Linked DNA regions of Mus musculus: region 1 is linked to region 2. Evidence: chromatin loops called from intact Hi-C (ENCODE). Cell type or tissue: gastrocnemius. All regions are shown on one strand. Links, peaks and the distances in the headings refer to the core of each region. The heading gives the core; the rest is flanking DNA. Region 1 holds the start of Gm52096 (a long non-coding RNA gene). Region 2 has its middle 10 kb from the start of Arhgef3.

The links. A loop is a pair of places that touch in the nucleus more often than their neighbours do. Peaks named below come from ENCODE experiments on the same cell type or tissue, not always from the same donor. Only the 100,000 strongest peaks of a DNase experiment are listed, where the experiment ranks them.
Region 1: it touches region 2 in a loop (3-fold over the local background); 4 of 42 quality-filtered maps call a loop at or near these places.

What each region holds. Positions count from the first base shown.
Region 1 is chr14:27,377,442-27,393,293 of GRCm38, reverse strand. Arhgef3 (Rho guanine nucleotide exchange factor (GEF) 3) reads right to left here. Exons shown (of 10, transcript NM_001289687.1): 3 at 13,533-13,703; 4 at 9,078-9,140; 5 at 7,353-7,449; 6 at 7,125-7,201. Gm52096 (a long non-coding RNA gene) reads left to right here and starts at 9,640. Exons shown (of 3, transcript XR_003951012.1): 1 at 9,640-10,388; 2 at 10,711-10,780; 3 at 13,481-13,565. It overlaps Gm34702 (a long non-coding RNA gene), which reads left to right. Exons shown (of 3, transcript XR_383310.4): 2 at 2,847-3,024; 3 at 4,428-7,141. In gastrocnemius, for the core only: no CTCF peak of the experiment used is centred there; no DNase peak of the experiment used is centred there; H3K27ac peaks cover 1,317 bases.
Region 2 is chr14:27,317,679-27,333,530 of GRCm38, reverse strand. It overlaps a transcript of Arhgef3 not described here. Among named protein-coding and RNA genes, the nearest start is that of Arhgef3, 10 kb to the left of the region's middle. In gastrocnemius, for the core only: no CTCF peak of the experiment used is centred there; no DNase peak of the experiment used is centred there; H3K27ac peaks cover 1,935 bases.

The DNA.
Region 1 (15,852 bases), core at 3,427-11,426, 61 kb before region 2:
AGATGATGATGATGATGACAATGAGACGATGATGGGGGAGGGATATGTACAGAACTCATGTGGAAACCAGAGGGCAGCCCTAGGTATTAGCTCTCATCTTAGACAGGGTCTCTTTGTTGATTGCTGCTGATCTGAATACTCCAGGCTCACTGCTCTGCAAGCTTCTGGGATCCTAACCTCTGTCCCTCCTCTCACTGTGGAAGCACTGGGATTATGGACACCTGAGACTGTGCCTGGCTTTACACAGATTCTGGGAATTCAAGCCCATATCCTCATACTGACACACAAGCACTCTGCCTACTAACCCGTCTCCTCAGATCCCTTTTCATTTTTAAATTTTGATTTAATTTTAATTCTTTTTGTTTGTTTTTGTGTATGTATGTGCATGGCTTTGCTTGTCTCTCTGTGGATCATGTGTGTGCAGGTACCCATGGATGCCAGAAGAGGGTGTCAGAACCCCCAGAACAGGATAGTTCCATGCGCTTGTGTGCCATCCTATGGGGCTTCTGGAGACTCAACTGTGGCCCTCTGGAAGAGTAACAAGTACTCTTAATGGCTGAGCCACTTCCCCAGCCCACCACCTTTTATCTTGTAAAGCAAGATTCATTTGAAGAGTCTCTTAAAGAGACTTATCTATAAGACTCGGTGGCATACACAGAAAGCAAGGGTCAAACTCACAGCCTAGGCCTTATGTGGCTCAGTGCAGGCTTTTCCACACTTAAGAGCCAATGATTCCAGGTGGCCCAACCATCAGGGGCCTCAAGAAGTTCAAGCAATAGTATGATTTAAAGAAAATAGTTGTAGGAATTGTTTATTAAAAATCTTCTAAGGGAGCTCTGACAGGCCGGGAAAGGTTTTTGGCCCTGCCTTCTGGATCACATCACACAATCACGCAAGAATAGTTTCTTTTGGTTTGTTTGCTTGTTTGTTTTTTTGAGACAGGGTTTCTCTGTATAGCCCTGGCTGTCCTGGAACTCACTTTGTAGACCAGGCTGGCCCCAAACTCAGAAATCCGCCTGCCTCTGCTTCCTGAGTGCTGGGATTAAAGGTGAGTGCCACCACGCCCAGCATGCAAGAATAGTTTCAGTTTAAAGACTGGAACGCTCTAACTGCACTGCCTTCATTCCAGTAAAACGATAATTTCCCCAACATGCCCATCAGTCACATTGTGTAAATACCACATCAGAGACTCAGGCAAAGAACTTCTCATCCCCCTCTACTCCTCCCTCTTAACAGCTCCTTCCCCTGACATGCTGGTGCAAAGCTGCCCATGGCAGTAACGTGCAGCCCGTGGCCTGGCTGCACACCCACAGCAGTAACGTGCAGCCAGTGGAAGCCAATGAAGACCCCGCGCTCACCACAACACTCTCTTTGTAGCATTCAATGGGAGACAGTGACAAAGGTCTCTTTTGTTTTTTCATCCTCAGGATTTTACATTGTACCATTAAACAATACAATCTGTATTCTGGATGAACAAATATAGGTTCATGGATGATAGGAGCAGAAAATGGTTAGCTGTGTGGGATCAATGCTCTCCCAAAGAGAATATCAGAATCAAAACCACATAAGAATAAATAAGTTGATTAGATAAATAAATAAACACACAAAGCAAACAAAATGCTGAGCACGGTGCCTCGAACATATAATCTTAGCACCCAGGAAGCTGAGGCAGGAACTGACGAGAGTTCAAGACCAGCCTGGGCTACACAATCTGATCCTGTCTCAAAAGACAAACAAGAAAGGGGGCATAAAATAGGCACTTACTGCCAAGCCCAGGTTTGATCCCCTGGACCTAGACAGTGAGAAGAAACAAACTCTCATGAGCTAAGCTGAGTTCCACATGCAAGAGAGCAGCTCCTCCAAGGTGTCCTCTTGAATACCCACATGCATGCACAACCACACAACACACACAACACAAACGCATATAAAAACAACAACAAAACCGCAAAGGAACAAAGTCAACAGACATACAAGTGGCGGCAGCATTTGAAGGTTTGAAATATTCTGCCACTGTTTTTATGCTTCTTATTGAAATTATTTCCTTATCACAGGGTAGAAAACGTCTCCAGAGAAGCAGTATTTAAAAGAGTCATTACTGACTTGGCTTCTTGGAAGTGTCTTCCTTCCTTCCACTTGATCGAACAAACACACACACAAAACAACCTTTCGGTTTGTGTTAAAACAGCTGCAGAAAATCCTCTCTTCAAGCTTATATTTTGAAGTAATGATAATTGGTACCCTGTCTCCGCCTCCCACCTCGTGATGCTTACAATTTAGATCTTCAGAATCAGTTCAAAACCACCTCAGGCCCTCTTAATTTCATTTCCACTTCCTCGCCTCTTTAAAGGCCTGGAAATGACCCGTGTTTATGAACTACCGAGGAACTCTGGCTGCCCCGTCCAATGGACCATTACTTTCTCTGATCTTGCTGCTAGCTACCATGGGAGCCAAGTTAAGCTCCGCTCCTTTGTTCACACCTGAAAGGGTGCTCATTTCCTGGGCATGACTCAGGATGTAGACAGATGCCCAAATATGTATGCAAGCTCTTTAAAAAGCAGGTAAAAGCTCAGCAGTTTAAAAAAGCAAAAACAAAACAAAACAGACTCTGGGAATCTAGCATCAGGTTAAAAAAAAAACCTTAGGTGTTTGTGGGTGACAATTCTGTACCACAGTTTCTTTCTCCACTTAAAAGATGCCATAATAAAAGCCTTTCCCCATTAATGGGATAAAGTGTATAAAATACACAGCCCACAGTTTACCCTCTGGGTAAGAAGCATTAAGTACTAGCTATTATTACAATCTATGGTTTTCTTGTTTGTTTTGTTGTTACATTGTTATTATTTAAGATAAGGTCTCACTCTGGAGCGTCTAATCTGGAATTAAAGCAAACAGATGTGCCATGGTCAGAAGATATCATTTTGCTGCCGGTTAACCCATCATCTGACTCTTCGATCCTTTCTTTTCCTTATATGATGTTCACTGACCGTCGAGTAGGTGAAATAGACTGGAATCTCTGGAAACAAGGTACCCCTTCCTGATCTTGAGCTTAGTATAAAGGCAGATGACCCTGAATGCTTGATCCCCCCTCCTAAGCTCTCCCATATACATTCTTTAAAAAAAAAAAAAAAGATTTATTATCTTAATTATGCATATGGGGGGAGGGGGGCTAAGTTCACATGAGTGCTGGTGCCCATGAGGCCAAGGCTCCCCCAATAAGTTCTTGATCATCTGTTTAAAGAGATGTTAAGTCATCTAGCCTTTAAGGGGAGGAGCTAACCAGAACAGGTTTCGGGTTACAGTTGAACAAGTTGGCCACTGCAGAGTTGGCCATCTGTACAAGATCTGCACAAGACTGTGCCCATCAACATTTCCTGGTGGATGGGGGTGGGGCCACGAGGCTCCACTCCTCCCTGAGGCCCTTTGGGCAGTTAGTAGTTGCTGGGGGAGGGATGTCACTTTCTTCAGTGGTAGAAGCCACTGGTGACTTGCTCACTCACTCTTGTGCAAACAACTATAATTAAATTCAACTATAATTAAATAAGAAAAGAAGAGGAGGAAAGGACTTGCTGGGAAGTGGAAAGGTGTCAATGGGAGAGGGGGGTGGGTCAAGGTGAGGAGCAGAAGGCAAAACCACTAAAATTCAGTGTAAGTATGAAACTGTCAAAGAATAAAAAATGTAAAAGACCCATATGTGTACACACACACACACACACACATATATATATGGTAAATATATGGAATATGTATGTGTGTGTATATACATATATATGTATACATGTATATGTATATATGGATAACACTTTTTTTCTGTTTTTCTTATTTTTTTTAGAAAGTCTATCATAAAAAAAATCATGAATGAATCTGGATTTTTACTTTCATGTACCCTGTCTCTCTCTCGTCAGAATTAAAAAGGAACCAGAACCTAAATTGGCAGGAGCACCCACTTTCTGCCTTGGAGAGCTTATAAATTATTTTATTCCTGAGGCCAGTCACTTGGGACATTGTTTCTTTGCGACATGGGATGCTTGCTCAAATAGGCTGACCTGCTTGAAGGGAACTCCTGGCATCTGTAACCAGGGCAGCTCCCCCAAGAAAACCAAGCCTTCCATTTAAAGTCTTCAAAGCACAAGTTATGGATTCTAACTAGTTATGGTCTCAGGCAAAGGCTGATACTGTCCTAGGGGGCAGTTCACTCATTCAAAAGTTTTTTTTTTTTTTTCCTTTGCAGGAAAATAACTCAATTTCCCATGGATTGAATGGACTCTGACTTTTCTCATTCAGTGTCCAGTAAGATGTTCATTTTGTTCTGTTAAAAAGGGTAGAACTCAAACAGATTAAAGAGGAAAAGCACTTAGCTGCACTTTGGTCATAAGTAAGGGCCATTTCTCATGAGATCTGTTAACAATGGGCCACTTGTTTCCTTTCAGGATGCTCTTCAAGCTTCCAGTCCCCATTTTAGGCCTGGAGGGTCCAGACAGCAACTGACTGGCATGGTCACACTTCCTCTGGATATGTACAGGACACAACTGCTAAAGCCTTTCCCAGACCAAACTAACCCCATAACACTAGAGACAAAAGTATATTTCAGGAAAAAAAGTGAGGCTAAATCTTCAAGCTTGAGGCTGAAACACTGTCACAATCTGCACACATTGCTTAAAGAGGCACCACCATTCTACATTACTGTGTCATAAAAAACAGAGCAGGAGCCCTGCTAACTCTGAAGGAAGTCCACAGTCTGAGGAAGTTTAAAAACACATTGAACCACTTCTGACTCCAGTTGACCCACTCTCTTTAGAGGAAGGTCTTTGTGGGTTGAAGAAGTTTAGAGCAATACCATGACTTAGAACGCAAAGTCAAAAGTTCGTGATGAATGATCTCTCCTGAAATATTAAAGCGTGTTTCATCTAAATTATTCAGCTGAGAACATTACTTGTCCCGCAGATATTCTTGAGATATTTCCGCCTTGGTACTAAAATTGACTTCTGAACTAAAGCCAAGTCATAGAACCCTTCGAAGGTTCCAGATCTTGGCAGTAACTGAGAGGCATCAGGTCAGACACCAATGTTAAGAATTTTGGGCACATTCATGTAATGTCAGTGAGAACCAGAAGGTTTTAGGAAGGTGAGGAACAAGTTTACCTGGAAAGAGAATACCAGTATATTAATAATACCTAAAACCCCTCTCTATCAGTACACTCCCTGCCCATTGTCCTGGAATACTAGCCCCATCAGAGGGATGGAGAGACCTAATTCTGCCTAGAAGAAGTCATTAAAGTTGTCTGCTTTCATTACCTGCTTCATAACAAATAAAAATATCTAGAATTGTGTAGGGCTGTGAAAGGCAGCCTGATTCCTGGTTGACTAAGGCTAGAAACACTGGTAACCCTAAAGGGGTGGTAGATATTTCCCTGTTCCCAGAGAATCAGGCTCCTGGCACAAGGCGGCAGGCCTCCACAGATTTGTGACCATCAGTCACATAAGGGCAAAGCCCCAAACCCCTCTACAGGTCACATAGCCTCAAGACAGATCTCCATTTTAATGAGGTACTTAGAGGCTTAGCCAATAAACTCTCCTTCCTAGACACTTCTCCCTGCAAAAGGTATTTAGCCTCAGGCCTGCCCTGAGAAGTAGGGTACAGTTTTACTCATCCACTTTCTGCCATGACAATAAATGCCTTAAAGCCATGGACTGCCTCTTTTCATTGGGATCTGCCATGGGGAACCCTGGAGGCCTTTGCCTACAGAGCAGCTGCCATCTAATCTCCTGAAGAGGTGACTCTGCACTCCCAGGCATGGCCACAACCAAGTCAAGCCCAAGCTCGGCCCCAGGCTAGATTCTGCCTGCGGGTCACCATTCTTTTCTCTGCTCTTCCAAGGCTCCCAGAGGTGTCTGGGTGTCTGAGAGCCTGAGAACCAGAAGGCCTCGGGCCGACTTGCAGGCCCGGGGACCCCTGGGCCAGCTCTGGCTGTCCTGAGCCTCAGACTGCATTCCCCAAGCCCAGGAGTGAAACACCCACCCAACAACAGTGTGGGGTAAGCACGGTCAAACTCCCATTTCCTGCCTCCCTGAGCAGCCTAGCCCTGTGGCAGAACAGATGCAGGACACCACTAACCCTACACAATTGGGATGGAGCATCCCTTACTCATGGAAGGGAAAAGACGGGATACAATAGGAGTGGTTGGGATGGTGACAAAATAGCATATGCTTCGTCTAAGCAAAAGACACAAAGGAACACCATTACACGCTCAACTGAACACAGATTCAGAAAGAGCCTGAATGTTATCTTATGAGCCCTAACCTAAGGTCACATCTTAGTTCCTTAAGAAAGGGATTGGTTATGCCAGATGTATAACCAGCAGTCACTTAGGACCAGGAATGTATGTCCTAACTACAAGCAACATGCACTCATTGGCATGCGTGTAAAACTACATTTAAACCATGGATCCCATCCCATCCCCACTCTTAGTACTGGGGATCAAACCCAAGGCCTTGCACCTTCGAAGCAAAAGCTATACCATCATAAATTATACCACAGTCAAGATTTCTTAAATCGGTTGAAAAGCTACTTTTATCGATGAATAAGAATGCCAAGCCAGGCCTGGTGTCATAGGCCTATAAATCCCAGCTACTTGGAAGGATGAGGCAGAGGCATCCCAAATTCAAGGCCTGACTGGACTACAAAGTGAGTTCAGGGATAGTGTGGGCGATTTAATAAGAACTTGCCTCAAAACAAGGGGATATGGAGATATAGCTCAGTGATTAGGTTCTTATATAGCATGCACTTAAAAAAAATTAAAATGTTGATTTTAAACTTAGAGTAGAAATGGTAATACTTTAATTGGCCTAGATCCAATATAATCCAGTGTCATTTTATTTTATGTGAAACTAAGAACAGTTTTGTGTGTTCTTTTCCTTTGTTTTGTTGGAAAAAGGCCATGTTGTCTTTCAATGAAATAAACCTGTAACAGGAAAAACTTGTTTCCATGCTTTGAAGACATAAACCCTCAATATGTTAAGAGTTTAACTTTTTATCTGCTATAATAACCAATCAAGTCTTTGCCAACAAAGAAAAATTCAAGGTAAAGTGAAATCTATCTTCAAACAAGACCAAAGAACATCTCTTACCCAGCCCACGAGGATGGGACCAACGTGCTCAGTCGAGCCATCGGGTTTCCGAACATCTCGAAGCTGACTGAGGAGCTCTGGCAAGAAATAAATGAAACGCTTATTTTGTTAGGCACTCAAAGATGAGCAGAGGTGGCAGAAGGTGCTGGGCTCCTCCCATGATTATATAGTCACAGATTTGCTATCAGAAAACGACAAGCCATGACTCATCGGGGACCAAAACCCTACCTTCATGGAGAGGAATTAGAGAGTCCAGGGTCCCAAAAATCTGATTCAGTTCCTGTTCCGTCATTATGGAGAGTTTCAGCATGGGGTCGTGGTAGGCCTGCGAAAGACGGGCAAGAGAAGGACAGAAATATTGAAATGCAGAGGAGCCCAGTTGCTGTGCAAATGTATAAAAAAAATAAAAATAAAAAAACTGGCTTCCTATAAGTTCTCCCACAATGCCATGCAAACAGCAGACAGGTGTGGTTGGAAAAATAGAGAATTGAGTTCTGCCGTCAGCCTTTTGTGACTACTGATAAGCCAAGGTAGTTTGTTGCCCGCCCCACCCCCACCCCCACCCCCCTTCTACACTTTAGTATATCCTACATCTAGGAAGAAGCAAAAATCCTGCTTGGAGAGCAGTTTTGATTTAAAGTTCCGAAAGTAAACATGATTGCACACTTTAGCACCCCCCCCATTTTATTTAAAATTAGCTAACAGCAGGCCTTTTCAAATATGTACATTTTTCAAAGAAAAGAAAAGTGGTTAGATCCTTCACTATTGGTGTTAAGCAGACAGAAAACTGTTTGCCAATCCTGGTTGGTTCAGGTCTCTAGAATGCACATCAAAGATGGGTGGCTATGGTGGCCCTTCTACAATCCCAGCACTTGGAAGGTGAACAGGTAAGAGAGTTGTAGCACAGGCTAGCCAACCAGACTAGTAGCCATATTGATGAGCTTTGGGTTTAGTCAAGAGAACCAATCTCAGTAAATATGGTGAAGACTCATGACGTTAGCCTCTGGCACCCACAAGCATAGATGTGACCATATACACATGAACACACACACACATACACATACATACATGTAGACTACACATAGACATATACCAAATAAGACAGGGATGTCGACTCTTTCCTTCAGGGAATTGTATAAAGCTAATTGAGTATAGGAGGAAGAGCTTCCTACTAGCAAAATGATGAACGGAGGACCCTAAGGTAAGAAGCATTCTTCCAATGTCATGATTCCCTCAAAAACATAACAAAAAAGCCGGAGCAGCCTGAATTGAGCTTTTAAAATAGGAAGGTCACTAGAATGGAGAGATTTGTTGTCAAGAATGTACATGACAGAAGGCAAGGGTTTCTACCCTCCTCCCATAGCTGCTGATTAACATATTTTCATCTAAATGTGATCCTCACTACTCAATAAATAACCCCCCCAAGCCCCTAACTCCATTTCCATATGAAAGACCCTAACTTATACAATACAAACCCTTGGCTTTCCCCATTTCCACGACTCAAATGTCTTTATCCTGATTTAGAGACCCATTTCTCTAAGTGATGGTGAACAAAGAGACTCTACGTGACACTCCTTGTTTGACATGTTTTGAAAGACAGGCACTTGACGTGTTGCCCAGGCTGGTCTCATACTCTAGGCCCTCCTCCTCAGCCTCCTGAGAAGCTCAAGAGAGACTTCTAGGACAATGAAATGCACACAAAATCAGGCCTCCATGAGCACTTTCAGATTTAAGACATGCAGAGGCATCCGGCAGGTGCCCAGTGTAGAGAGCTACTTGCCTTCTTGCTTTGAGCCATTTCCTTTGCTGCTGGGTTTGTGGTCTTTTCATTTTTTGGTGACTTGAGTTAGTCATAAAGAGGCTACTCAAAAGCATCATCTCAGGACTCTGAGATGACTCACAGGGCAGAGATAAACACGGAGCGACTCAAACAGCTATGGTGTCTTAGCTTACCTTTTTTGCTAATTTCAAGTCCTCTATCAAGTCTTCTTCACCTTGAGAAAGTTCAAAGATCGCCTGCAGGGAAAAAATAGACTGGCTTAGTTCTTTCATCTATGAGACCAAATTCAAAAAGTACCAACACTCAAAGCTCCAAATACCCTTAAGTTAGATGAGCCTGGGGGTAATACTCAGGGAAGTATATGTTGAGTGTGTGCAAACACCTGGGTTTAATACCCTGCAGATTAAGATTCTCCTCTTTCATATGGAAATGGAGTTAGGGGCTTGGGGGGGACTTATTTGTTGGTGGTGAGGATCTGAAGGAGGAAGAAGGAGGGTGAGAAGGATGGGGAGGAAGAGAAGAAGAAAGGAAGAAAGGAAGGAAAGAGTAGTTTAGTAGTAGTGTTGTAGTGGTAACGCAGTAGAAGTAGCAGCAGTAGTAGTCATAGGTAAATTAGCCTGAAGCAATGTTCTTGTAGCTAAAAGCTTCAAGGCAGAGCCTTGCCTGTGAGAGAATCGTGTATTTCTAACCTACACAGTCACCCGCGATGTTTCAGAACTCTGATGAAATCCAACACAAGGAACTGTGTCAAATGGACCTGGCAGTGTTATTAACCAGACCATCACACGCTGTTCTCTTTTACCCAAAGAAGGCAAGTCTCAGCAGAAAGCTATATTCCTATCATCTAGTTAAGACTGGGGTTATAGGAGGAATGCAACAGTTTATTACTGTAAATAGAATCTGGTGGGGTCAATCCACTCTCAAGTCCCAATAAGATTAGAGGGGCTGGCTCTTTGTGAGTGTGTAAATGGACCAGTTCTAATGTGGCTCCATTAGGCCACCATAATTTAAAGAGCTATGATGTGCAGAACACCCTCTCTCATCTGGGAATCTAAACACTGGGCAAACATTATGGTATTAAAGGACTACAAGTCTCTGATGATGATCCAGGAGCAACTGTACTGTTTCCAGCTGGAGAGGAGGAGTCAACAGCTTTCAGGCATGCCTGCCATCCTGAGGCTTAGGGACCAGAGGGCCACGAAATGGAACAGAGCAGGTGGGGCAAGATACTGGGCTGCAGGGACAACCTTCCCCAAGGCCCAGCAAAGCCTCATGTCATGGCTTACTGAAATAATCACTATCACATGAGAAGCTGCACAGACGTCCCGTGTACCCATCAGCTGGCTGTCTCCAACACTGGCATCTTATATGGATTTGCCTCTGGTTTCCTTAGCCGTTTGCTCATCAACTATACTGACCACTGGCCTCTCCACCAAGGGAGGAGAGCCATGGGATTCCACAGTGAAAAGAACTTTGGCTTTGAGGTAAGAGAAGAGCCAGGTTCAAATCCTGGCTGTGGCTTACCATTGTTCACCCTGACTTAATGTTTTCTCATCTGTCTTTTCTTTTTCTACACTGTCAGACTGTATGTGTTATATATGTGTTATCAACAACATTTTAAAAAATACAGAAAAACATAAGGGAATTTTAAATCACCCACAATAGCATCTTGTTTACTCTGAGAATATAGAAACTACAAACTCAATTTCTCCTTCCTTCTCTTCCTTGTCTTCTTTACCTTCTTCATCTCACTCTCCTCTCTCCACCCCCTAATTCTGTTTTTCCTCCTCCATTTTCACAACACAGGTCACTTCTACCACCCGCCATGAGTACTTTCCTCTGCACTGCAAACAATGAATTCTGCAGCAGGCACTAAGTAAGTATCTTCTAACTCAATTGTTTTTGGTTTTATTTTTTGAGATAAGGTTTCTCTGGGTAGCCCTGGCTGTCTTGAACTCACTCTGTGGACCTGGCTGGCCTCGAACTCAGAGATCTACCTGCCTCTGCCTCCCCAGTGCTGGGATAACAGGCACACCACCACCACCACCACCACCACCACCACCACCACCACCACCACCACCACCGCTGCCTGGCCATCAATTCTAATGCTACCTACCTGGAAACAGCATCTTGTTCCCTACATGAGGGCTCTGTGCCAAGACTCCTCACCCTAAGCTAGTCAAGACTTCAAATAGTTTGACCCATGACTCTCATCAACAGTTGGGAAGTCAAGAGTTCCCATGATCCCTCCCTCAGGCTTATTTGTCACAACTGCTCACAGAACCCAAGGCAACATTTACATTCACTGGTTTATAGGATATCATAAAGGATAAAAGCATCAGGTAAGTTAGGACAGGGGAAGTTATGGGTGCAACTTACACATTCCACACCCTCACTAGACCTACTGCACCCAGAACATCATATGCTTAGTTATTCAGCTCTGAAAACTTTGGCCTTTTGGGTTTCTATGGAGACCCAGACAGCATGATAGATGAAATCACTGGTCCTTGCTTATCACCAGTAACCATCAGCCTCTCTCCTTCCCCAGGGGTTAGCAGGGAGAGCCATATCTTAGTTTGGTTTCTGTTGCTGGGATAAACAAAGGCAGCCTGGGGAGGAAAGGGTTGATTTCCTCTTCCAACTCTCGGATCATAGTCCACCACGGAGAGAACTCAGGGCTCAATTCAAGGCAGAAACCCAGAGGCAGGAACTAGAAGAGAGGTCATAGAGCAGCAGTTCTCAACCTGTGGGCCGCAACCCCTTTTCGATCACATGTCAGATATCAACATTAGGATTCATAACATTAGCAAAATTACAGTTATGACGTAACAATGAAAACAAGTTATGGTTGAGGGTTACCACAACATGAGGAACTGGGTTAAAGGGTCGCAGCGTTAGGAAGGTTAAGAACCACTGTCATAGGAAAATGCTACTTACTGGCCTGTCAACCTGTTTTCTACTACTATAAAGGACCACCTGTGCAAGGCTGGTACTGCTCATGGTGGGCTGGGCCCTCCCAGACCAATCATTCATCAAGACAACACCCCACAGACTTGCCTGTTGCTAATCCGATGGAGGCATTTTTTTTTTCAATCAAGTTTCCATTTCCCAGATAAGCTAACTGTGCCAAGTTGACAAAAAACAAACAAAAAACTAGGACAGTGCGGAAGTCTGACTGCTGTTATCCCCCCTGGGTTTTACTAGAGGCTACCCACCCAGCCTGAAGCTTCCATCACTGACAGTCATCATGCAGCGTAGTCCCTTCTGCTTGAGGATATGAGACTCTGCATGCCCCACAGGTGAAGATCAAACCCACAGTCCTAATATCACATAAGATGTTGTCATGTTTCCACATGGGACTTTGGAGGGTGCCTGCATTACTTTAAAGGCTGTAGTCACTGTTTGATAGGCAATACATTTATATGGTACCCAACACAGACCGCACAGAATGGACACCCTGGAAAGAACCTGCACTCTCAGGCCCTTCTTCCAGGAACTTCAGGAAGAAACACTGTTGCCAATATTTTAGGCATCCTTCCAGAAATATTTTCATGCATGCACACAAATTCATTCATATATATATAATATGTATGTGTGTGTGTATGTGTGTGTGTACATACATACATACACACACACACATACATACACACAATCATTTTAGATATGTGGTAGCACTGTTTTGTGCCTTGCTTCATCTACTAAGTTACCCAAGCACGCACGCACGTACATACACACACAAACACACCATCTCAATCTCTACAGCCATATAGTACTTTGAGTATTTCAATAGCTCCTAGTACCCCTTTTGCCAGGGTCCTCAGGTAGTTTTAGAGAGAGAGAGAGAGAGAGAGAGAGAGAGACAGACAGACAGACAGACAGACAGATAGACAGACAGAGACAGAGAGAGAACCAGTATACTAGTGAATACCAATAATCCTAGCACACAGGAGGAAAAGCAAAGGGTTCTCTGCAAGTTTTGCAGCACCATGTATGAAGAAGCGAGCAAAGCTGTACTGACAAACCCTCTAGAGAAGGGGGTGCCATCACAGCCACTTAGAGATGGGGTTATAGAAAACTTATGGGCAAATTAACTGTCCTCCACAAGAAAGAAGTTTTCCTTTATAAAGGTGTACCAAAGTTCTAAAAGCCAAATATTTTTTAAAACTTCCTAAAAGTTACTAAAAATATAAATGACTGTAGCCATGCACGGTAGTCCATGCCTTTAATCCCCACTCTTGAGAGGCAGAGGCAGGCAGGCAGATCTCTGGGTTTGATGCCAACCTGGCTTATATAGTGAGTTTCCAGACAGCCAGAACTAAAGAGAGAGTTTGTCTCAAAAACAAACAAAAACCAACAAAAACAAAACAACAACAGCAAAAACCAAACCAAACAAACAAAAATAATAACAATAAAAGGTAAGAGATATAAATAAAATGAAGATGATTGTCTTTGTGAGTGGATGAATCCTAACCGGACACTTAGCTTCAATATTGCAACATCGCTTGCTTTTTTTACAACATTATCCCTCCCCACGAGACCTGGCTCTGAGCGCTGATAAACTGATTCTTGTCTGCAGGGAACCTTCTGATGGACAGACACACAGGCAGCTCCAGGGGTCCCGAGCTTACCTCCTGTCTCTTGATCTCCTTGGCCGTGAGCACCTGATTGACACACACATCGAAGGTCTCACTCCACAGTTTGCTGTCTCTCCGCTTTGTGCTTGAGGAGGTGGCATTTCTGGACCAAGCTCGGGGGGCAAGGATGTCGGGGCGGCTCTCGCTGCGGAAGCTGATGGACCGCTACACAACGACAAAAAGAAACCACCATAGGGTCAGCAGCAGGACTGGGTGGATCTGTTTTGAGCAACTTCCTGTTGCTGACAGACACAAATCATCTGTAAGAAAGGAAGGGCATGGCCAAAGCTTTTAAGGAGTGGGAACCCTCTGCCGCCCATGCACCTTTTCACATATCTCTCTGTGTGACCTGGACACTGAGTGAACTAAAGAACCATGGCAGGCCAGGCTCACACAAAAGGCAGCTCTCCAACACACACCCTTTGATGTTTATTCTTCAAAAGCACAACGGAAAACAGTGGTGGATAACCATACACAAAAACCCACTATCTCCTACAACAGGACCCCACTATCCCGGGTGCCCCTTGTATAGTCTGCGTTGGCTTCTCCAGGTCCAATCAAATGGAGAGTGCCACGATCCCCATTCAGGGATGAGAAAGAGCAGGAGTATTCCTCTGGTCCTGTGAGTTCAGAGATGACACACACAGAAGTTTCTTGTGGCCATTCTCCCTGATCACACAGAACAAATCTATTTACCACAGGTGAGAAGAAAGGGGCACACAAGATAAAGGCTGGAGAGAATTACTGAGTGAGGGAGGAAACTTAACCAAACCAAACCATCCTGGATCTCACCATGCCTGAAGCCATGGGCTAATACAATCTTCTGTCTCCAGTAGTTAGAGTTCTATCAACTCAAAATGTGGCACCAAAATGCATACTGAGACCAGATGGTGCCCACCCCCGACATGTTTTGTTCTTTTGCAGAGGCCCCAACTGTGTTCAGAGATCTGATTGCAGCCTGGCGTGGTAGCGCACGCCTTTAATCCCAGCACTTGGTAGGCAGAGGCAGGCGGATTTCTGAGTTCGAGGCCAGCCTGGTCTACAGAGTGAGTTCCAGGACAACCAGGGCCACACAGAGTAACCGTCTCGAAAAAACAAAAAAAAAAAAACAAACAAACAAACAAACAAAAAAAAAAACAACAGAGATCTGATTGCCCAAAGTCCAGCCTTGTGAGTGAAATATACTACCATGGGGCTTTCTCATGACAACCACAAAGCATCCAAAGGAAGGTAATGTGTCATCTTTAGTCTTTACCCTGCAAGATTTCAACATGTTCCCTAGAGACGGACAAAGCAAAGAGTATTACTACATACATAAAGATACCTTTTTTTTTTCTTTTCTAAAAAGATAAGTTCTCATGGGAATGGAGAGATAGCCGAGCTGTTAAGATGCCTTTCAGGTGCCGGGCGTGGTGGTGCACGCCTTTAATCCCAGCACTCGGGAGGCAGAGGCAGGCAGATTTCTGAGTTCGAGGCCAACCTGGTCTACAGAGTGAGTTCCAGGACAGCCAAGGCTATACAGAGAAACCCTGTCTTGAAAAACAAACAAACAAACAAAAAAAAACAACAAAAAACAACAACAAAAAAAAGATGCCTTTCAGAGGACCAAAGTTTGGATTCCAGCATTCACAACTATAATTCCATCTCCAGGGAGGTCTGATGTCTCTGGTTTCTGACCTCTTATGGTATCTGCACATACATATACATGAATGCATACACAATACATACATACACACACACACATACATACTTTAAAATATTAAAATAAATCTTTTTAAGAAGACAGGTTCTTTGGTTACAGAACATAAGATGACCTGGAACTCACTGTGTAGCCCAGGCTGGTCTCAATCTCAGCACCCTCCTACCCCAGCCTCCAAAGAACTGAATTATAGGTGTGTACTACTATATCCAGCTAAAAACCAGTAACATCCCTGTACCCCCGGGCCCTACACACACACATACACTTTAATAAATGTTCTTATGATGCTGCCAGGTGTGTGCTAACTTATCTAGCTAAAAAACTAGTAATATCCACCCCTCCCCAAACAAATGTTCCTGTGGCACTGTCCCTGGGCCCTTCATGTGACCCTCCACTCAGCTTGGCAAAGGATCTGACCACAGTGACATATTTAGAAGTAGCTTCTGCCACTCCCCCATCACCATGCCTCTCTCTAGAGTGGTTTCTTACTAATTAATTAACTAATTAATTAATTTTTGTTCTTGTTGCTAACCCTCAGTGCTTCTCTAAGCAAGTCTCTTTCTCACAGGTGTCTCTCCCATTTCCCAACCAACTCCTCACCTGTCTTCAGAATAC
Region 2 (15,852 bases), core at 4,200-12,199:
AGTGAATGTGAAATGAGGAAGGGGAATGGAAGCTCACATTTAATTACTGTACAGCAAACAAAAATCATATATTAATAAGAAGCCTACCATATATAGTTCATTTTCTCTTAAGACTTATTTTGCCTTTCTTAAAAAATACTAGGAACCATAGAATCAGTGAATAACATACATGCAGCAAAATTTTTACTGTCCCTCTGGGGAAATAGAGAAGGAGGGAAGGAGAAAGAGAGAATTGCAAATAGCACAACTACTTAAATAGTGCCACAAAATGACCTCAGTATCCTTGGGTCTGATTTTCCCAAGTTCTCATAGACTGAATGTCTGACCACCCAAAACAGGGTTCTTGTTTTTAAATTCTTAAAGATACACACATACATATGAATGGTGTGTGTGTGTTATACTAGGCCAGGAATTTGAAATAGGATGTACAAGTTTTGTATGTGGTCTATGGGATATTCCAACGATTTTTAAAAGTATTTTTTTTAACCCTGTGCAGTTTCTGCCTTGTTTCCAGGTTCAGGCCCTCCCCTCTGCTTTGTTATTTGCTGATTTGGGATTTGGGGAATCTGCCTGGGACTCTAAGTCGGAGTGTGAGTAACCAAAGACTGTTAGCAACAGGCTGCCCTATGAGAGGGAGGGCTCTCAAGCACAGAGCCAGGCTAGTGTCTGATTTTGAGGGAGGTTGGACCAGCTTAGTAATTCCTCTGAGCAGAGCAGCAGCCATGCCCTCTCCCCTGACTCTGTGTGTGTGTGTGTGTGTGTGTGTGTGTGTGTGTGTTTACAGCTTAGGAGCAACACTGCCTAATAGCAGCTTCCCTAAAAGTAACAATACAAAACACCTTACAGAGCTCTCCTTCAGCACAACCAGTTATAATCCTATAAAATGCTTCACAACCAGGCAGTGCTCCTCTCGAGCCAGGAGCCTGGAGCCTGGAATAAAGAAGCCTGTTCTGCATTTCCAGGAGCCATGCCAAACACAAAGCTGTGGTCTCGCTTGTGCTGTGCAGGTCATTTGTGCTGCTGAGGGGTTGGGCTCTGCAGCCAGGCACACTACTGGTGGTTAGCTCTTTTTAGCCTAGCAGATGTGGCTAGGAGCCCTTCTACCAACTACTTAGACCATACTCACCCTGGGGCTAAAACCTCAGAGGCTAAAGCGGCTGTGACCATCTCCACCAACAGGACCATGACCCATCCTATCAGCACTACCCTGAGTATCAGCGTTCGAATGCTTTTTTCCTTAAAGGTTCACTCATTGATAAGAGTGATTCGTTCATTCATCAACTACGCACTGAGTTCTTCCGCAGTTAGAAAATACATTTACAGTTGGAAAATACACTTTCAGCCCTTGATGGGGTGTTACCTGCAATCGATTCCCACAGCCCTGGGACACTTCTCTCCTAGTCCCATCCCCATTCTTAAGCTTTCCCGCTGGGCAGGTATTAACTCTAAATGTGGTCCAGTTTCAGACATGGCCTTTCAGATGAAACCTCTGTAGTCAGTTATGCATCGCAGAAGCTGATCTGCTGAGGCTCAGCCTCCCGCCCTGCCAACCGCTGTATCTTCTTCCCTGGCTTCTTGGAGAGATGTCTTCTACTGGCTAAGCAGACAGGGTCATGCAGGCACATGTTGGGCACTCACATGTTCTGACATCTCTCCCCTCCCCTTTCCTTCGGCCGATGGCCCCAGTTAATGATCAAGCTCCTTCTTTCTTTGCATTCCGTTTTGATGGGAGGAAGGAGGAGGAAAAAGCAGGAAACTCTGGGGAGTCAGTGCTGCGATCCACAGCCACACCAACAGCCATGGCACACACAGGCGCAGCCAAAGTCACATGCGTTGTTACTTCCTCCTGCCTGGAGATGAGCCTCCTGGCTCCAGGACAGATGGTAAAAATCCAGCTTTGGATACTCGACAGCTGAATGGCTTAATTCTTGCATTGTCTAAAATGTTTTGTTTTCAGGAACAAGTCTGAAAAACCAGCTAATTGATTTAAAACAACAATAGCAATAAACAAAAACCCAATCCCTTTACCTGACTGCACTAATCAGGTTATCAGCTATCTGACAAAATGAAAAAGAGCCATAATTTTTAAAGTACCTATAAAATTTGATTGTGTTGCTATGCCACAACAGGTACAGTTCTTGCCCTCTGCCTTATTAGAAGAATGGCTTTACAGTTAGATGATTCCATGTCTCCTGACTACATTTGGCATGTCTACATGCTTTTGGTTTTGTTTCAATACAGAGTCTCACTCAGGAGCCCAGGCTGACCTAGAACTCACTATAGAGCCCAGGCTATAATCCCTAACAGTAATCCTTCTACCTCAGCCTCCAAAGTGCTGGAATTACAAGCATGTGCCACTATACTCAGCTAAATGCATTTAAAAATTTTAAAATGTACAAGATGTCAGAGTTCATTGGCATCTAGTGGGTAGGGATTGGGATGCTAGTAATGATAGTACCTGTGGCAGCCTCCCCCAACAAAGAACAGATGCATCCAAAGGGCCAACAGAGCCACCTGTAAAATGCATTGCATTAAGAGAGCAGAGTGACATGTGGCTCTCAGCCAAGAGGAGCTGTTGGTCTTGACCTCGAGGGTCTTTTCGATCTTGACCACTGGTTAGTTTCTTAGGCAGGGCAGACAAAAAGCTGAGTACAAAGAAGCCCAGACTACTGCCTCGCCTCAAACTTGTCCTGATGTCCATGCCTGACCCATAGCCAAATGACAGATTCCATATGACACAAAAATGTCAAGAAAAGGGAATACAAGAGAAAGGAGAGACAGATAATTTTCTTAAAATGATTCATATAAACATACACACAAATATGTACACAAGTATCACCATGTTTTGTTTCAGAATCAGTATCTACTTTTTTTTTTTTTTTTAAGGAATGAAAGTAGATGAGAGTCTATTTGGGAAGAGGGACCAGTGGGAGGATAAAGAGAGAGACTGTTGGTAAAAATGTGTGAATATGTACAGTGTATACATGTATGCAGGTGTCATGGTGAAATCCACTGTTTTGTGCAGTTATTGTCTACAAAAAAATCTACTATTTCATATATACAAACCCATTTCAAAAGTCCAGTGAAAATTGGTTTCAAGAACATACAACTAAGCAGAGGCAGAGAAGCGGGGATGTAATTTCCCAAATCCAGGCCTTTCCCAGATCTTTTGTTACCGTTTTCGGCTGGGGTTGGAGGGAGAAACATAAGCTCGGTGATTAAAGCTCTCAAGGGTAGTTCCATGGATTACTACTGGCTGCAGTGGTGTGACCAAAAGCCAGTGTCACTCATAGTTTTGCATTAATATTGATGATCTTTACCCATCTGAATGGATGGCTATCAACAGGTTTATTTTACTCAAAGAAATAAGGCAGTCCTCAGCACATTTTCTATGTACCACCAGCGAGTGTTTACATCTTACAAACAGTTTGCATCTGCTTGGGAGTATTTCATACTCGGGGGCAAAAATTCAAAATGCTTGTTTCATTCCAAAACGATTTCTTCTCTTCAGCCTACAGGTAAAACATACGCACATGTGAGACTTGTACACTAGCCATATATAGAGCGAAACGAGAGCCCAAAACATTAAAATCCAGCCTTCAATGGTGGAGGTGATTTTTCTTCTACACACTACAATAATCAACCTGTCACATCCATCACCCTTCAGATGCCACAGACTATGACTCTGCTACTATTTTATGTGCTCTTAAGGAAGAAAAATATCTTATAGAAGTACACAATGTGATCCCTTGTAAGACACACTGCGGTTCCAGAGAATTGTGAGGGCTGGGGCCAGGGTCGGGGCTAGGGCCAGGGCTGGGGCTGGGGCTGGGACTGGGGCTGGGGAGGTGGCTGAGTAGTTAAAGTGCCTGCCATACAAGCATGAGGACTGGATCCTTAGCATCCACATAAAAGCCTGAGTGAGCATGGCAGCCATCTGTAATCCCAGTGCTTAGGCACAGGCAAGGAATCCCAGGACAAGCTGGCAAGCAAACTCTTGGTTCCAATGAGAGAACCTGCTTCGGGAAATAAAGTGAAGAATGATCGAGGTTAGACAGCTGACACCCACCTCTGGCCTCTCCATGCACATGTATGTGGCTACACATGAGGACACACACACCAGACAGACATACACATGAAAAGAAAGTGAAGCATTATATGTGAATAATGATACATAAAAGTACTCTCATTGGGCCTGCATTGGACATTTGACATCTGAGCAGTCCGGAAAATGTTTTCTTACGTTGCTTGAAGTAGAATTAAATAAGAAGCTTACTAATCTCATGCCCTGGGCCCCATTTTTGGGTTCAGTGAACTGGGATTTTTGGCAGAGGGGCCCAGAAATTTGTACTTTTGGTCAACACGGTCAAAGGCTATATTTGACTGATACTGTTATGAATTAGAACAGAGGCTTCCAGCCCCTCCCCCTTACCATCAGCAATGCTACAACCACAGACCTTTGGTCACAAGTATCTGAGGATGCTTGGCCCAATATTGTAGCATCAAAATTCAGGATGGGGGGAAAAATCTATTAATTGGTTCATGGAAACCATCATTCACTGGGGATGTAGAGTATGCCAGGCAACACGCTATCTACATATGAGTGCATAAGGGAAGCAACAGAAAATGTTCAAATCCACACTTCAGCTCAGCTCCCAGCAAAGCCACCCACCAGGAGACATGTTCCGGCACACGGCATTGGATTTACAATCTGGTATCCAGGGCTCCAAATAAAAACATACTTATCTTTGTAGCCGAGAGGCACAACTACATTTAAGGTTTTTAAAAAATTAGCTGTAGAGAATGAAAGGAAGGCTGTTGGCTTGAAATGTTTATCTGCAAAAAGACCCGGGGCTGGGGTGTGTGTCGGGTGTTCGGTAGAAGACCTTAATTATAGAACTAGTCTAACCAGAAGGGACAGGTTCAGGGTCTCCTGGCAAGTGTGTGCTCATCTGCTGGGAGCAGATGTTGGCTGGTGTGCTTCGGAGCATCAGAGCTGCAGAGGACATAGGCTGAAGTGTCCTAGGTGCTTTGGGCATGGTAAGAGCTTTGGAGAGGGTACAAGGGGTAGGTTAACTGAGCACTTTGGCTAAGTGGGAGCCACGCCAAGGAAGCTTCTGGGTTTTATTCTTTTATTGTATCTTATTGTATTACATTATATTAATTATATTATATTGTATCATAAAGCCTGGGCCACCTTAAAATTCCTTATGCAGTCAAAGACGACCTTGAACTCTTGCTCCTCCTGCTTGTGCCTCCTAAATTCTGGGATAATAAGCAACATCCACAGCATCCAGTTTATGCTGTGCTGCAGAAAGAACCCACAGCTTCCTGCATGGTAGGCAAGCACTCTGCCAGCTGAGCCACATCCCCAGCCAGAGAGTTCCTGACTTATTTGATTTTTTTTTTCCCCAGCTGACATCCAGGCCCAACCTCAGCAAACACAGTTCTCACGTGTCCACAGTCCTGACCAAACTAAAAGTCTTGGCAGCAAAAGGCTGAGCAGGAAAGCAGCAGCCATGACTTCGTGCTCACTGGTGATGACATTAACATCTGCTTCTTCCTCTTTGGTGGGTTTGCCCTGTAGCTCTCACCCAAGGCTCTCTGTGACCCCCACAGGCTAGGATGACCCTCACTTTGTCTCCCCGTCCCACTGAGTACCTTGCTTACCCCAATATTCCTCTATCAACAGACCCTCTATCTCCACAGCTTGACCCCAGTCAGGCCCAGTGTGTGGGCTCAAGTCAGTTCTAGTTCTTTCTACCATACTGGCACATATCTAACAATGAAATTAAAATAGGGCTGATCAGAGATATCATGAAAGAGGTAAATCTAGAGGTTCCCTTCCCCAAAATAGTTTCTTTTAAAAAATATTATTTTTAGTTATGTATATCTATGTGCAGTGGGTAAATGAGGCAGCCAGAGGCATTGTGAACCCCCTGAAGCAGGTGCTGAAAGAACAGTCCAAATTCTTAACTGTGGAGCCATCTCACTAGCCTCTAATTTCTTCTTAAATAGTATTTTTTATGGCTAGGTATGGTGACATGTGCTTTTAAAACCAGCACTCAGGAGTCAGCGGCTGGTGGAGCTCATTGAATTTAAGGCTAGCCTGGTCTAGATAGTGAGTCCTAGGCTAGCCAGAGGTATGTAGTGCGACACTATCTTAAATTTTAAAAAAAATGTATTCTTTGAGAACTTCATACATACATATATATATATAATATATATAATTGTGTATAATATATAATTATGTATATTATATACATATAATTTGATCATATTCATTCCTTCCCCTACCCTAACTCCTTCTAGATTTCCTCTACCCTCATGCCCCTCCCCCACGTCATGACTTTTTCACTAGTATTTTTTATTTATTGAGAATACAATACATGTAAGTAATAATTTTCATGATATCCCACTCTTCTCTAACTCCTTCTAGATCCTACCCCATGTTCTTCTCCCAACTTCATGTGCTCTCATTCTTTTTCAAGTATGTTAGTGTGCAATCAGTGTTGCCCATACACACATGGGCCTGGGGACATCCACCTAAGCATAGCCCAGCTGCCAGCGATCACATCCCTCAAGAAGACAGACTTCCCCTCTCCTAGCAGCCACCACTCTCAATAGCTCCTCCGTTAGGGGTGGAAGGCCATGGACCGCCCCCACTCACCAGAGCATAGAGTTGCAGACTAGGAAGTCATCAGATGAGCTATCAGAACTTTTTAAAAGTAGATACTGATCCTTAGCTTCTTGATGGTCTAAAATTCATGGAAGCAACCTTGAAACTTAGATTATATTGAATCTTTGCTCACTTGAGATAGGACCTGAAAGGCTGAGGAGAGGAGAAGGATTTTTTGTGGTGTTTAAGACAGCACATAGCTGTAATCTGAAGTGTCCAAGCTGAGGAGAATGTGCAGATTCAATTTTATTTTATTATTTTAGTGAGACATTGTCTTATTTATGCTGCCCAGCCTGCTCTTGAATTTCTTTTTTTTTTTTTTTAGATTTATTTATTTATTTATTATATGTAAGTACACTGTAGCTGTCTTCAGACGCACCAGAAGAGAGCATCAGATCTCATTACGGGTGGTTGTGAGCCACCATGTGGTTGCTGGGATTTGAACTTCGGACCTTCAGAAGAGCAGTCGGGTGCTCTTACCCACTGAGCCATCTCACCAGCCCTGCTCTTGAATTTCTAAGTTCCAACAGTCTTCCTGCCTCAGCCTTCTGAGAATCTGAGACTATAGATGAATCAGATATAGATATATACCTATCCCTAGACTCAACTTGTTCATCCCAGGAAGCCAACGGAAGGGGATCAACACTTCCCTGTTAGCCGCTTGGGACGGTGAACCTTCACTGACAGCTTGACTAGATTAGAATCATCTGGAAGACTACTGGTAAGAGCGGGCTTTGATTGTGTTTGTGACTGCGTTTCCAAAGAAGACCCACCCTTAGAATGTAGCATCTCAGGTCAGCATCCTCCTCTCTCTGCTTCCCAGATGTGAACTGTGCAATTCCCCTGTCTTCTTGGTGCAGACGAACAGAACCCTTTCCTCTTTTGAAGCAGTCCTGCCAGGTATTTGGTCACAGCCACACAGAATCCATGAGCACTATGTTCCACCCGAGCAGGGTCATGATCTCCCTCTTAGACTTTCATGAGCGGTGCCTGAGAGCTTCTGGCATAGACACTGCCAAAGTCATCCGTCAGTGAGTGGGAGGGAGGGAGGAAAAGAGGTAAGAGAATTGAGATGGTAGAGCCAACATCATGTGGCTTCCTTTCTGAACCTTAATAACCCTGAGTTGCCTGCAGGCTCAGAAAGCCCACATGCAATAGTAGGTATAGGGATTTCTCTGGTGCCAGGAAAATGCAGTAAGACACGACTTTTACAAGGTAGGCTATGAATTAATGCCCTGCAGCGACCAAACAGGCTTTTAACATCTCCAAAGTTGGCAGCCAGATGCCCAAACGCTGGCTTAGTGCCTTCCAACAATGCACAACAGATAGGACCATGCACTTGAGGATGAAATCATCTTCCAGGAGAAAGAATAGCAGAGGAGCCGGGTTTTTGTGATTAGTAGGAAGAGGGCAATTCCATCTGTATTTTCATTGCCACAACAGGCCTCACTTTAATGGACACTAGAGGTTTTCCACATGTTCGGCACATTTTTTAGAATGTTTTAAAAGGGGATCACGTTTGTTAGGCCACCTCAGTGACTGAAAGAACTAACCTCCCCTTGCTGGGGTGAGATTTGTCCTGTGGGGTTATCAAAAAGATCAGAAACTACAGCTTCGCGTTGGGTTTCTGCTCTAAGGAAGCAGTTTGGAGTGTCTTGTTATGCTTTACCCTTCAAAGTTTCAAAGGAAATGCCTGACATCAAAATTCAAAAATAAATGTAAAAAAATGATGCTGGCAGACAAAAAGAAAAAAAAAAAAAAGAAAAAAAAGAAAGAAAAAGAAAAAACCCAAAGGGATCAGCATTCTACATCAGTTTCCTGATCATAAAACTTTATAAAAACAACCCACCCCACCCCATTAGGAAAAAAAAAAATCGCACAACAATAGCTCATATTCTTTCCTAAATGCTTGCCTCATGCCAGCCCGAAAGGAGGTGCCATCACGTTTCCTGAATCATGAGGTCCAAACACCACATCCCTTTCCTCCCTCTCTCATCTCCACCCATTTGGCATCATTCCTGAACTTCGCCTCTTCTCCATGAGTGGAGAGGAGCCAACTTTCTCCTTCTACCTGGCCCGAGGACGTCAGGCATCCATACCAGCCAGCAACGGGAGTAACTGAGGTTTCCTTCCCTAACCCCAGCCTTACATCCTGAAGGAATATTTAACAGAGAAGGTTAAATTACAAAGTCACAAACTAAGAACATGAAGTCTGCTCCAGAGTCTGCAGGAGGATTATAAAGAGGTTTGCTTGGTGAGGGGACATTGCGAAGACTAAAGTGTTTTCCTTCTACCTTGGCTCTATAGCAACATTTGCTCCCACCCGAACCCCACCCCCACCCTCTTTGCAGTGCTGAGGATAAAATCCAGAGCTAGGTGAGCGCTTTAATACAGAGACACTTGCCAAGGCCTATATCAAAACTTTCTTTGTAGAATTTTCAACACACGTCCCTTCAGTTCCTAGTACAAGCAAACGAAGCATACAAGCCCACAGATGAGAAAAGCCTGGGCTCAAACACTGAGTCTTTAACTTGACGTCTCTAGGATTTTGGACAGTTTAATCCAGAATGTCAAACTAGAGTCTGATCATCTGTAAAATTGGAATAAGCCTTATTTTATCTTTTTCTGTGTGAGTGAATGTGTGTGTGTGTGTGTGTGTGTGTGTGTGTGTGTGTGTGCGCGCGCGTGCATATGCAAACTCATGCATGCAAGTGTGCACACATAACACTAGTGTATGTAAAGGAATTAATATGAGTCAGTTCTTTCCTTCTACCATCTTAGTGCTTGAGGATAAAAATCAGACCATCTGGCTTGGTGGCAGGTGCCTTTACCCACTGAGCCATCTTGCTGGCCCCAGTTTCAAGGTTCTAATAAGATAAAAAACAAAACAAAACAAAAACACATGAAGGATTTGATGAGATGCTACATATATATCCATATCCTAGACACACAGTCAGAATGATCAACAATACATCCCACTCCATTTTCTCAACTAATTGGAGGGGGAAGGATAGGTTTAGGCACCGGTCCATCCTTCTTTGTTTTAAAGGGATTCATTCTTTAGCTCCATAATCTCAAATGCCTACTTGAACGCTGGACAATGGAGACAGCAGCATAGTAAATGAGACTGACACAAACTAGAAGACAAAGAGCCTGTGCCAGCCAATCATCATTGCCATCTGACTAGATTAAGAATTACCAGTCAGGCGTGGTGGTGCATGCCTTTAATCCCAGCACTCGGGAGGCAGAGGCAGGCAGATTTCTGAGTTCGAGGCCGGCCTGGTCTACAAAGTGAATTCCAGGACAGCCAGGGCTATACAGAGAAACCCTGTCTCGAAAAACTAAACAAACCAACCAAAAAAAAAAAAAAAAATTACCTAAGAGTTGGATGAAGTTACTTCCAGAGAGAATTAGCTGAGGGGAGGCATCCTATGAAGAAAGAGGGTAGCACCATCTGTCATCCGATGGGCTAGGGGCCCAGGCAGAATCAAAGGAAAGAGAGGAGAAAGTTGGAGGGGTGTGGGACCTCCCAGTTCCCCTGTTCCCACCATGGGGAACCACCATACCCTCCCCACCAAAATGGACCGAGCCCTCTGAAACCAGGAGCTGAAATAAAGCCTCCCTGCCCGTTGCTCTCTTGGCTATCTTGGTTATAGCAGCGAAAAGCTAACTAACATACAGAGCTAACTCCTGGCTCTACTATTCAATTTGCTAGGTGACCTTGGGTAAGCCACCCCTCCCAAGGTATAGCGTCTTGAATGCTATGGTAAAGAGATTTAGAGAGAAATGCTTACAATTGTGTAAATAAAACCACCAAGGTGAAAGTATATATGGGGAATTATCTCTACTCCACTTTTACTTCAGGAAGTCTTCAGATAACAATGTCACTGTCAACCGCTGACGGCAGTACCTTTGCCTAGAAGCAGCACATTTGACATAGGCAGTCCATAGTTTGGCTTAGTTCAATATAGCAATATTTCATAAGAGTTCATCAGCAAATGAAGTACAGCATTCTTGTAGTCGGGAAATGTATATACAGATTGTCCTAGTTTGCTGTCTGTTGGAGTGATGAATACCATGACCAAAAGCAATTTATGGAGGAAAGGGCTTATTTCATACAGCTTACAGTCCATCATGAAGAGAAGCCAGGGCAGAAACCTGGAGGCAGGAACAGAAGCAGAGTTCATGGAAGAACACTGTTTGCTGGCTTGCTCAGCCTGCTTTCTTACACAGTCTACTCAGGGATGGGACTGCCCACAGTGGGCTGGGATCTCCCACATCTCATTAATCAAGAAAATGCCCTACAGAATTGCCTACAAGCCAATCTGGTGGGAGGAGACATTTTCTCAACTGAAGTTCACTTTTCCTAATGACTCTAGCTTGGGTCAAGTTGACACAAAACCAACCAGCACACAGATATCAAGGCCTGTCGTAGCACATAGCTACTAAAACAAGAGGTTCAAACAGAGAGAAGATCTGCAGGGAGAAAAATGGAAAACGATGGTGAAAAATGGAGACAGACACTATGAGTGGGATAAAGCTGGCCTAAAATAGACCACTGTCACTTAAAAATAAGTCCTTGGCTGCATAGTGTCAGCGTTATCTGTGCAACAGCATTGGCTCCCTCCCTGTCTTCTTCCTTCAGGCCTGATTCAGCTGTGACAGCTAGCTCCTTCAGTGGACCTATTGCCTCACAAGTTTTTCTCCAGTCATAACTTTCTTTCTGCCTTTAAGGGCGTGAAGGACCCTGGTTAGCTCTCTGCTGCATGGAACATGTGTCCTGGCTATGAGGCCAGGTACTACAGGCTCTGGTGTAACCCAGAACTTCACTTCCAGCCCAAAACTCTGACACTGGTGTTATATACTTAGGCTTATGTGTGTGCAGCTGTGTATACATGTGTGCATGAACACTTGGAGGCCAGAGGACACCCTCTCTGTTTTTTGAAACAGGGTCTGTCACCTGCTTGGAGCCTGCCTATTAGGTTAGGTTGGATGGTTGGAAAGCTTGGGGATCCTCCAATCTCTGCCTCCCAAGGCCCTTGGATTAGAAGCACACGCTACTATACACATGCTACTATACCCAGCCTTTTAACACTGGGAACTGAACTCAGGTTGGCATACCTGTGGAGCAAAACCTTTACAAACAGAGCTATCCTCCAATCACACTTCTAAATAGTCTCTATAAACAAATTAAACCAGGATTTCTCAATAAATCCTAACATTTTTAACATTTTTCCCCTATAGACCGTAGCTCTCCAGAGGCAAGTCATTCTCTCTTGCTCAAGGTTGGCAAAGGAACACAATGGTTGGTGCCAACACCCGACCAGGGAGGGGTCTGTGTCAGGTGCCAGTCTTCCATTTTGTATCGAGTACTTCGCATAGCCCTCACGTCAATTCCAGGAGCATCTAGTGTGAGAAGGCAGAGACAATTCAAGCAACTTGTGCAAAGTCACATAGTTGAAAAGTGGCAGGGACAGGGTTCAAATTCAAGTACTTTATCCACCAAAGCTAGAAGTTCCAACTATGGAGGGGACATCAATAAGTTGCAGGGCAACTTGATGCTACAAGTAGAGATTCCAAGGTCAAAGACCTGTGCAAAATGATTGAAATGGCATCAGACAAGAGTTGGGAGCCCAAGGCTCAAATGTTAATTCTATATTCCCATGCTGACTTTGGTTGGTCCTGGTTCTCTGTTCACTAGTTCTCTGGATGGTCAGTCTCAGGATTAGATGGACATACAAGTCCTCATCAGTTGGACAGAAAGGCCAGGGTCAGTCTGTGCCATGCCTCATCCTGAGCACACAGATGCCTTCTACAACCCATCACAAAAATATATCCATCCATCAAGCTAGTTAATCAGACAGTGGGAGCCTCAGTTTCCCCTGCTGTGATTATAATATAATTACCCTGACTTCAAAGAGTGGAGGTAAAAATTAGAGAGGGACTGGGTTGAGGAGCTGACACACAGGGCTAATTCCATACACAGCAGTGGGCTTATTAGACTAGCATAGGACAGAAAGGGAACATCCAGAGAAGAGAAAAAAATTCCATCAGAGCTGGGAACCAAAAGCTATCAGACACTGAAACTGTGACACATAGGTACTGCTAAGAGCATGTCTGACCCAACTCCCAACTCCACAGTTTCATACTGAATTCTTGTTCATAAAAAAGGAGGAATGCACCAGGTTTGAGTTAACTGTGTATAGAAGAAAAGTCACCATCGTGATTTACAGCGTTCACATATTCCAGGTAATAATGGTAGGTGCCATTTGTTCTATGCCAGACCTAGGATAAGCAAAGCCTACCTTGTTCTTTTGAGAACTAAACTGTCCTATGTAGCTGGTCTCAAACTTGCAAACCTTCTTTTTGCCTCAGCCACCTTGGTGCTGAAATTACAGATATGCACACCACACCTAATGCCAGCCCTATCTTATAGACAGAAGTACAGAGGCCAGAAGAGTTGAACTCATTCAAAGCCACAGAGCAATCAAGTAGCCGTACCAGAACTCTGTCTCCAATGCTGATGGTCTTATTCTTGTAGCCAGAAGGCAGCTGTGCCTACTTCTACTACTAGCTTTATAGAAAGGGCCACAAAATCCCCATTTACCCCCAGACTCTGGCAGCTATGGACAAATCGTTTTAATTTCCTGGGCCCTGTTGTGATCAAACAGAATGTACTGGATTAGAGTTTTTCAATCCAAGTCTTGTGGACCATTAATCACATTTTATATCCAGGAGGTAAGAACAAAAGGAGGAATGAGGATCACGAGGAAGGGGGAGAGAGCTGAACGCATTCATTAGCAAGTAGACACAGTAGGATCTCAGTTCATTCCATCATTTCATTGAGAATTCTAAAATCCTGTTGGGTTTATATGACAGGGAAAGGGAAGGGAGGGGAGGGAGGAAGAAGTGTGTGTGTGAGAGAGAGAGACAGAGAGAGACAGATAGACAGACAGACAGACAGACAGACAGAGAACTAGTTAAGGAAGTCATGAAGTGGCTTGAGGGGTTTGTTGTGAAGTTGTGTGCAAAGCAGCCAAAATGGACATACTTATCTTGGAGCTTATTTGGGATGCTCTGGGGTGGGGAGTAGGGGAAGATAATGGGGAAGGAAGCATACTCTTTCCTCTAGGAATGATCAATATCACATACAACAAGCACTCACGAGTTGCTTCGAGAACTGAATTCAAAGGAAAACAGACCTGAGTATAATCGGCAGATGCTGGGCTGCGGCTGAAGCTCTATGGATATGCCAAGAATGTTAGCTATTTCTTTTGTCCTCAGCCACCTACTCTGCCACAAGGCATTTTCTGCCTTCAGACCCATTCTCTGTCTGTGAACAGCGTCTCTCTTCTAGTGGGATAACCACAGGTAAAGCTCCCCCTCTCCTGTGACCCACACGCTTGGCGTCTGAACAAAGGTGAGCTGTGGCAGCTGAAGAATTCTTGTTTTCATCAGTACCTGTGCCCAGGGTCATGACAAATATTGTTTTATGAGTTTCTAGCTTAGTCCTTAGAGCTCAAAGGATAAAGTGTTTCCACAAGAAAGAAAACAGAGAGACGATAACACCACGCGCGAGCATACACACACACACACATTTCTGAATCTTTGAACATATGAGTATTGCATACAGAAAGCACTCAATGCGTGCCAATAAAGTTGAATTTAAAGACAAGCAAGGAGAGAGGGGTCTGATGAGAGACAGGAAGACAAAATCCCTGCCTGTTTAAATCTTTTCTTCTCAGGGAAGAGCAACATCCTCAGCCTTGCCAGCCAGCCTCCACCGGGAAACAGAGGCCACAATGACCAAGAGCAATTCGTCCCAAACTTCTATTTTGAAAGCAGGACCTAAGACTAGCCCAGGACTTCTGACCCCCGGCTGAGGAGTACCATGAACTCAGGCTGCTGAATGAGCCACACGGTCAGGACCGCAAAAAACATTGCCACAGAAGAGAAGTTCAATAATCATCTCTTGAATGTAAGAACAACAGAAGGAGGTCTCAGCAGACACGTCCAAGGGGATGTCAACACAACCAGGACTCACTGGCTGACGTTTTAAGAGTTCCTGGGCTAGGAAGGGACATAGCTTAGTTCTAGAACCCAAACTCAGCATGTGAAAGGATATTAGAGCCAGAAGGGGGAAAACAAACAAAAACTGTTCGTATACCTTTGAACTCAGACCCAGGAGAGTCCATTTGTCAGGCTTCTCTGTGTTTTAAAAGCACACACTGGTCAAATCTCAGACTAAGTTTTTCTTCTAAGAAGTCTCTTCAGATCAGCTGTGCCCAAGGACGTGGTGCCCTTGTTTGAATCCTAACAAAGCTCACTGCCACCACTTAACTAATCATATTCTGCCAGGTGGCATCTCTCAAAGTCATTTGTCACCCTGGTTCTGTAGGAGGCAAGAGAGGTGTTTTCAGTTTTGAATGAGCAGTTTACTGAGTTCATAGCAAGCAAAAAGTAGACGATTACATAGTGAGTATAAGGTAGCAAGGAGCAGCAGATAGACGCCCACAAGGTGATGCTCATGCAGTCTGGTGCTCAAAGTGCACAACTTTAGAAACAGACTGGGGACACCGCCCCTGGGGAAGACAGCTAGCGTCCCAGCTAGAGGGTCTTCTCCATGGATGAGCTTCCAGCTTCTCACCCCCACCGCAGGCCTTTTTATTATGAGATAAGCAATAGTAACCCCCACTGGACGTGGGTTGCCTTCTAGCTGTTGTCAAGGACACAACAACTTCTTGCTCTTAGCTGCCTGTTCTCCTTGTTACAATTAGGGGGCCAGCATACTTCAGCATACTTCAGGAAAGGAGAATTTGTTTTGGTCATGGGGTGGGGGGTTTCCTCCCAAAGTCTACTCTCACCAAGCTTAACCAACACACAATGGTGTATCACTATAATGATTGTGACGATCCTGCAGCCATGCAACCTTTCAGGTCGTTTCTCCACTTGAATCTGTAGAAAGTGCTCTCAGGGAAGTAGCCCACCAAAGGGACTTCTGCATCAAGGACTGATTGTAGTCGGATCACTTGTAGACCAACACCATTCTTTAACCCTGCATTTAACAGACAATAACTATCCTGCCAGGAACAGCAGTCATGTTGGAATCTAAGACTCCTTGAGGGTCTACTAAGAAGAAGGACCGCCCCTCCAAACACTTCATGCTAAAATGA